Linked DNA regions of Mus musculus: regions 1 and 3 are each linked to region 2. The links are chromatin loops, found by intact Hi-C in ENCODE. Cell type or tissue: gastrocnemius. All regions are shown on one strand.

The links. Peaks named below come from ENCODE experiments on the same cell type or tissue, not always from the same donor. Only the 100,000 strongest peaks of a DNase experiment are listed, where the experiment ranks them.
Region 1: it touches region 2 in a loop (3-fold over the local background); 18 of 42 quality-filtered maps call a loop at or near these places.
Region 3: a loop joins it to region 2, with 2.8 times the contacts of the local background. A loop is called at or near these places in 12 of 42 quality-filtered maps.

Annotation. Positions count from the first base shown.
Region 1 is chr13:21,326,170-21,328,669 of GRCm38, forward strand. It overlaps n-TMcat13 (a tRNA gene), which reads right to left and starts at 620; the gene lies at 548-620. In gastrocnemius, CTCF peaks have their summits at 169 (motif pointing left) and 950 (motif pointing left); DNase peaks (open chromatin) are centred at 195, 629, 945 and 1,510; H3K4me3 peaks cover 1,524 bases; H3K27ac peaks cover 198 bases.
Region 2 is chr13:21,274,294-21,276,793 of GRCm38, forward strand. It overlaps n-TTtgt4 (a tRNA gene), which reads left to right and starts at 1,663; the gene lies at 1,663-1,736. In gastrocnemius, a CTCF peak has its summit at 942 (motif pointing left); DNase peaks (open chromatin) are centred at 855, 1,383, 1,728, 1,995 and 1 more place; H3K4me3 peaks cover 2,066 bases.
Region 3 is chr13:21,199,441-21,201,940 of GRCm38, forward strand. It overlaps n-TLcaa1 (a tRNA gene), which reads left to right and starts at 764; the gene lies at 764-868. In gastrocnemius, a CTCF peak has its summit at 1,225; DNase peaks (open chromatin) are centred at 491, 769 and 1,205; H3K4me3 peaks cover 1,777 bases; H3K27ac peaks cover 1,485 bases.

The DNA.
Region 1 (2,500 bases), 52 kb after region 2:
AATGGGATTTACTCTTAAATGTCTTAAATTTGAAAGAGCTATAAAACTCCTAGCAACTCGATCCAAGAGTGAAAGAAGTTTAACGATATTCTGAATCTGTTAATTCTCTGGTTAGCTACAGATAGAAGCCCTGTAAAGGGTTCTGTGATTTATTTTCTCAAACTACGCCACCTTCTGGTAGACATCTGAGTCTGCAATTCCTGGTCAATTGACCATGGATCAAACCCCAAGTGCCCAGAGACTTGAGGCTTATCCCAGCAGAGTTTGACCTCAGAACAAGATGCCACATCTGAACTGTTTAAAACCTCTAGATTTGTGTCATTTTCTAGAGGGTCACTAGGTAACTGACAGATTTATGATATTAGGCACAGTTTTAGCTTTGTGTAATGCATTGTGATAGGCATTTAAAAAAACGCCTTGTAAAGAGGTACTGAAGCAAAAGGAGAAAGATCTCAAAGGGCTACGGCCTCATTACACTCATGGTGTACGACAACTATCCTTTGATAAAATTATAGGTTTGAAACAATTTATCAGCCACTAAAACATCTGCCCTCTCTGAGGTTCGAACTCAGGACCTTCAGATTATGAGACTGACGCGCTGCCTACTGCGCTAAGAAGGCACTGAGTATTGAGCTTTGAGTAAAACTATTGATCCTAATTTTTTTCACATTTCTATAATCCTTTTGAAGTTAAATTGTTTTCTCCACCACCACCTTTCCTGTAACAGAAATCAAAAGAGCGGTGTGCCGTGTCCACCACGCCACCCCGAGCTGCAGGAGACCACCGACAGCTGCAATGTAACCCATTAAAAATCGTAAGTCCATTAAAACATTGACATCTTGTTTGCTCCTGTGCATCAAAGGCAGTTCGTGAGCGTGAACTTTTTAGAGGACAGCGGAGGCGGAAACCGCAGAAGCCGCAACCAGGATTGTTCCCTAACCGCAGGACCTGAGCGCCCTCTACCGGTTCAGGCTCCAAAACAGTAATAAAAATGAGATGGGATGGGAGGACGCACGGGGAAATAATTCGCGTAGTTTTCTTGTGTAAGTTACTTAAAAGCGCTGTAGTCCGCAGAATGACACAATACCTCACAATATCATCTAGGGCACTATCCACTGGTCACAAATAAGTTGTCAGGAAATACTAATAAGAGACACAAGTAAGGACATTGAACTTTGAGGTCAGTAGAAAACTCTCGTTTATACACATTTTCTAGAAATGAAATCCTTTGCATTTGGGGGTTTTGTTTTGAGAAAGGGTTTCACTCTGTAGCCCAACCTGTCCTGGATCTCAGTACGAAGCTCACATACTCTGGCTTCAGCCTCCCAAGTTCTGGAATTTAAGAAATAAAACTGTTATAAAAGGTTTTGGTACGTTTTATCATCTCTGCTTCACTGTGAGGAAAGTGCTAGAGAGCTTAACCCGGTTCCAATGGTGTATGGGTAGGAGGGGCACAGAGATGCGCGCGCTGCTCTTTGGAGAGTAGCCGAGTCCCACAACCTGTGGGAGCTGAGCACATCCATCCAAAAGCCTGGCTGCAAAGACCACAGCTGGAGCGTGAGATTTGAGGTTTGGAGAGAGAGCCCCCTGTTTTCTGAGGAAGGCAAAGCTTCCACTGAAGATATCTTTGAGTAGGCTGCAACAACCGTGAACAGGGTGTCAAAGCAGAAGGAGAAGCCTATTTGTAGACTATGGTGGTTGGGACATCTACAGAATAATTTATATTTAAAATGTTATAACGAAAAACAGTAAAACATACTTGTGTCTTTGACATCATTGCGGTCAGTACCAGGAATTTGCTTGTGAGGTAGTGTGTCTATGGGGGTCTAAGATACTGGATAGAGACTCTAGTTATTCGGGGATGTAACTGCAAATCACCCCTGCCAGTCTTACTATAAGCCTTGATGCACAGTGGCTTCTAACTTTAGGTCACCTTAAAGATATATACTTTTCTGCAACAAGAGTGTGAAAATGTTATTTCTAAATCTGTCCTTTTTGTGCCTTTAAAATCTTTGAAATGAAATAAGAGAAAGTTCCTAAGTTCTGCGTGGCGATGTTGCCTTTGCAATGAGCACTCATTCCTGCCCAACCCTTCTTGTGCACAGTTCTTTGGAGCAGCTATATGGCCAGAACACAGGGTTACAATCAATCTGTATCGCCTTTGCTCACACAGGCAGGCAAAAGCCTATTACTTTCCTGACATTTTACACTTTCCAGACCTGTTCTGCTTCCTTCGTCACTTCACATTGTTGCCATGATTCCCAGACCAAAAAGAGTTTCTTCCTTCTCTGTTGTGTCTCTGTGATGGTCAATTTTATGGAGCTATGTTAGTGTATATTACAGATGACAAATAAGAACTTATATTGTGTTGTGTAGCAATGTCCCATCCCAGACGAACCCTTATTAGGCCTCAGGACATTAAGGGGAGGCAAAACAATACACTGTTGTAAAGGGAGATACATATTACATACTGCTTTGAAGCCCATTAAACTTACAAAAG
Region 2 (2,500 bases):
GAAACAGCGAACAGCAAGTGATTTAGGGCAGAATGAAGTGTTTTAGAATCTTCATGAGAGACTTTTATTGAAACAACTGCCTCCAAAAGCGTCTTATTTATTCTGTGGGACTCCCTGGGACCATGGAGATCAGTGACTTGGTCATATTAGGTTGATTGTCTTTCTTTCTCTCTTTCTCTCTCTTTCTCTCTTTCTCTATCTTTCCTTTCTTCCTTTCTTTCTCTTTCTTTCTCTTTCTTCCTTTCTTTCTTCCTTTCTTTCTCTTTCTTTCTTCCTTTCTTTCTTCCTTTCTTCCTTCCTTCCTTCCTTCCTTTCTCTCTCTCTCTCTCTCTCTCTCTCTCTCTCTCTCTCTTTCTTTCTTTCTTTCTTTCTTTCTTTCTTTCTTTCTTTCTTTCTTTCTTTCTTTCTTATAGCTTTGTCAAAGTATTTTTCCACTTGAGTTTCTGCAGCAGTCGTTGAAGAAACCTCCACAGGGCTACAGAGCGAGGTCCCATACTCCCGGCCTCAGCCTCCTGACTGCTGGGATTATAGATAAACAACACCATCATCTGCAGAATTCAGTTTACCTTTATAAAATGGATGCTCGAGTGTTCAATAGTACAAGTTTAAAAAAATCACAACACCTAGCGTTTTCAACACACACAGGGAGAGAACACAGGAAAGAAATACCAACAATGCATTTTTCTGAGTTTTGCACATAGAACCCCCGGCTGCTCGTTGGAGTAGACCATTGCCAGAGCGTTTGCTGCCTCTTCCTGGGTGAGATTACTCTTCCCACCGCACTACAGTCGGCTGAGCCAGTTAGACTCATGCTGGGATAAAGAAATGTAAGCCGCATTGATGGATGGAAACGTAAGCCGCAGTGTTGGATGGAAACTGTGGACTATCCTCATTCTGTCCTGCTGTAAGCAACCCTTTGGGTCCCTCTGGTGACCACTTGAAAGTTACTGTGCGTTTATCGTTATCCTAATTCTGAAAATATGGCCTTCCTATACATTAGCTGACTTGATGAAGGGGGTCACATAATCTTGGGTTGTAAGAGTAATTAGGGGATTTTTAGAATGAAAAAATACGTCAGGATTTAAATAAGTAACCAGCCGAATTTTCCCAACGTTTGAAGACAGACGGTGTTACGGCTCACCCCTGTAACCCCAGCGCTCGGGACAGAAGAATTGCCCTGAATTGAAGGCGAGTCTGTGCTACAAAATTGAGATCGTATCTCAAACAAAACAAGGTGAAAAGAAGTTAATTAGTTAAATGCAAACAACCGCGATCAAAGGGGGAAATGATAGTAAATGTCCCCCTGGTTCCAAAGACTCTGGTGCGAGGATTCAGAAGTCAGAAAGTGGGTTTCTGCAGGCAAGAGACCCGTCCTGTGCCGTGTCCCTCTCCTTTCCCCGACTCGTTCAGTGGGAGCAGGGACCCTGTGCGATAGGAATCGAATGAAGGCTGAGCACTTTCACAGACAATTGATATTCTTTGTCTTTTCGAGAGCGTTCCACGTGAGCAATACACAATAAATTTAAATTAAATATACAGTTATAAAAAACCCTCAAACCCCCAAAACACTTAAACATACAATTAAATTACTTTAAAAATAAATGAACAAAATGACCCTTAGAAATTAAATAGAGGTATGTTTTCAGGCTTGGTACAGCAGTTGGCTCCATGGCTTAGTTGGTTAAAGCGCCTGTCTTGTAAACAGGAGATCCTGGGTTCGAATCCCAGTGGGGCCTATCTTTTTTCCTTTGTGGAGCATTTTGTCTTGTGGATGAAGACAATACTCTCCGTAAGGTGCCGTCCTCCCTCTTGAAAATGGCGGGACAACAAAGAATATGCCTAAACTTCCGCAAACCCTCTTCTCGTTCCAAATGAATAAATTTTACAAAAATAAAAAGAGCGAGAAGCCAAACGTGGACCAAGAGAATTTCCAGGAGCGTTTGATGCCTGGGCCCTCCGTGCGTACAACGGCCCAGCAGCGGGAGATAGGGGACATAGGACACCTCAGTTGGTGTCCCAGAACAGAAAAAGTCTGTTGACGGCCTGGAAGCTGCTTGTGGGACTCGGCGACTCTAGCGGGTTTCAGGGAACTTCTGTCCAACCATCAATTATAACAATTTGGAAAGAGCCCAATTCTGGACCGCTAGCGGCTCCTTAAGCGGGGTTGCCGCGGTTTGTTGAGTGAATGAGTGAGAGAATTGATGTCTCCTATCTCTGTGCTTTTTACCTTTCGGGTCAAAGGCAGGTCTCTCCGCCTCTTTTCAGCTTCTTTCGATTCTCTAGTTTGCTTTGAGATTCAGTAGTGGGTTTGGGTCTACGTCACCTGGGGTCTTAACGGGGTGTGTGTGTGTGGGGGGGGGGGTGGTGGTGGTGGTGGTGGTGGGGATTAAGGAATCGTTAGTCTAAGCTAGTTGCACAGCGCTGGTGCAGAAGGGGTCGCAAGTGCAAAAGAGGTCACAAGTTCCTTTTTCCAAAACTTCCATCAGCGGGCGAGGGGAGC
Region 3 (2,500 bases), 75 kb before region 2:
TAATCATTAATTATAATGATGCCTTGTTGAGTGTCACTTCCTGTATAACGTTCTTCCCAAGGGCAGCAGCTTATGAAAGAAAATACAACAGATCTTGTATGTTGAAGAGAGAGGCTCGTTATTCACTTATACTCTCGAATTTTTCCTAATCATTTAAAATAGATTATGAAAAAAAGAGTTCGGAAAGCTAAGAAAAGGCATACTAACCCAAAACTATTCTTTTCGCACAAAGACAACGACAATCTTTGCGGGGGGGGGGGGGGGGGAGGTCCTTGTGCTAATAAAAAAAATATAAAATTCTATCAGTACAAAGTTGATTAAAATTTGCAAATAGGTATGCCTACTCTCTAAACTTAGCCCCAGATACACCAGAGTTTAAATACTGAACATTCACTGCTCTGCCCTGAGTGGCATTTGGCCGTCAAATGTCGCTTTCGTACAGCGTCCCTGACCTCTAGAGTGAATTCTGAGGGCCAAAGACACGAAGCGGCAAAGAATAGGGCTGCTGACCCTGTTTTCCATCTTTCTTCATAATCTTGGCGAACCAGACAGATGGAGAGCACAGACGCTCTGTCTTCAAAACATTTACATCCAGTTTTATACATGGACATTTCCTCCCTTCTTTTCCTCGGTCAAATATTCTTCCATTTTACTCCACAGGAAACTTTTGTCAGCGTTTCCAACAAATCTTGAGAATGCTGCTGCAGCTAGGGTGCTGGGGCAATCTCTATATCAGGAATATATGTGCGGCACTTTCTCGTGTGTCAGGATGGCCGAGTGGTCTAAGGCGCCAGACTCAAGCTTAGCTTCCCTGTCTGGGGATTCTGGTCTCCGTATGGAGGCGTGGGTTCGAATCCCACTTCTGACACAGTACTCTTTTTCTTTTTTTTTTTTTCTTTCTCACCTCAGTATCGAAAAATACATATCGACTTGATCACATAGTTAAGAAATATCGAACCACATATTCTTAAAAATTGATTTTGAAAACGTTCTAATAGGAGCACCCGACACTAACAGTAGAAGCGGAAGCGCGGCTATGGTTTTGAGGACGGGAGAGTGGCTTTGCGGTACTGTCTGCCCGCTGCGGGAGACGACTGCGGACCGCGAAAAAACTGATCCTGGAGGTCTGGTCACCGAATATCACCTACACCGCCGCGGTTGGCCACGCGCCTAGCCCACGAGTGCCGCAACCCTGAAGCACTGCGATCTCCACAGCGCCTCCTTGCGGGCCACGGGATAAATAATCATTTCACCGCCTTAGTCCAAACTCCTCCTTCCAGGCCAAACAGAATCCGTGCTAACAGCTTGCCCTGTTTTAGGCAAGGCTCTCTTACGAGCGCACCTGTCATCAACAACTCGATAGGTTTTGTTGTTGGTTTGGTTTGGTTTCATACTATTCTCTGATATGTTTTCACTCAATATTTGTTGGATCGTAAGTTGAACATTGATTTCGTTTTTCCTCATATAGGCGTTATGCTGTTAATCAGTAGAATGAATACACCCTGTTTTGTCGCTGTTACAGAACGTTCAATAAAAATAGAAAATTTCTGGAAATTCGTTCCATTTGCCCTACAAAAATTCTTACTATTTTCTTCCTTCATTCTGTCTTTTCTTCCCTCTCTCCCTCCTTTCTTTTTTCCTCCCCACCTTTCCCTCCCAACCTTATTGACTTTGGAATCCTGTATGGTCTCATTCTTTGCCTCCAAAAAGCTAATTTTTTTTTTCTTCAGAAAAAGAAGCAGATCATGTAAAAGAAAGATCTTGAATTCCTTTCAGAATCCCTTCTTGAGTACACGGTTTCTTTTCTAGTTCCTATGTGTGGATTTATTCTATTTTTCTTGTGTACTCATATTTCTAGAACAGGACCCGATTACCTTCAGAAGAGCTTCCCCAATGTTTGTGGGATAACTAGCCCCACCCCCAACCTCCCACTTTTGAGAAGTGAAGTATTTTTCAGGTGGTGGAGCGGAGGTGGAGGGTGATGCCTGTTTTTAAATCTTTTCTTCAGATGTTCTCCCAAACGCTACAACTTCCCAACGTTACTTAGCTCCTAGATTAAACAAACAACAAAAACTTTGTCAGAATTTATTTCTTAGCAATTCACAAGCTCAGTTTGTTAGCTGAAGTATTCAAAGTAATTCTGATTTTCCTTTCTAAATGAAAAATGCATCCCTTGCTTTAAAGATAATACAAGATAATCTATTTTGAGCCAAATATGAGTGACCAGGGCTCAGGAACATGGATTCAGGTTATGCAAAAAAGTGAATTTTTACTTATAGGACATAGAAAGTAATAAACGAAGGCATTTGCCAATTTTTCCTGGTGGAGACACTAGGAAGTCCGCTTAAAACAAAGCAGGGAAATCTGCTCTGGGTTTCAGGTGCTGTCTGGCAGTGGTCTTAGCTTCTCGGTCTATGGATGCTAAGGGTCTACTAGAAGAATGATCCAAAGGAATTACCTGATAGGCGGTTGTGGGGGGGGGGGTGAGGGTGGGGGAATG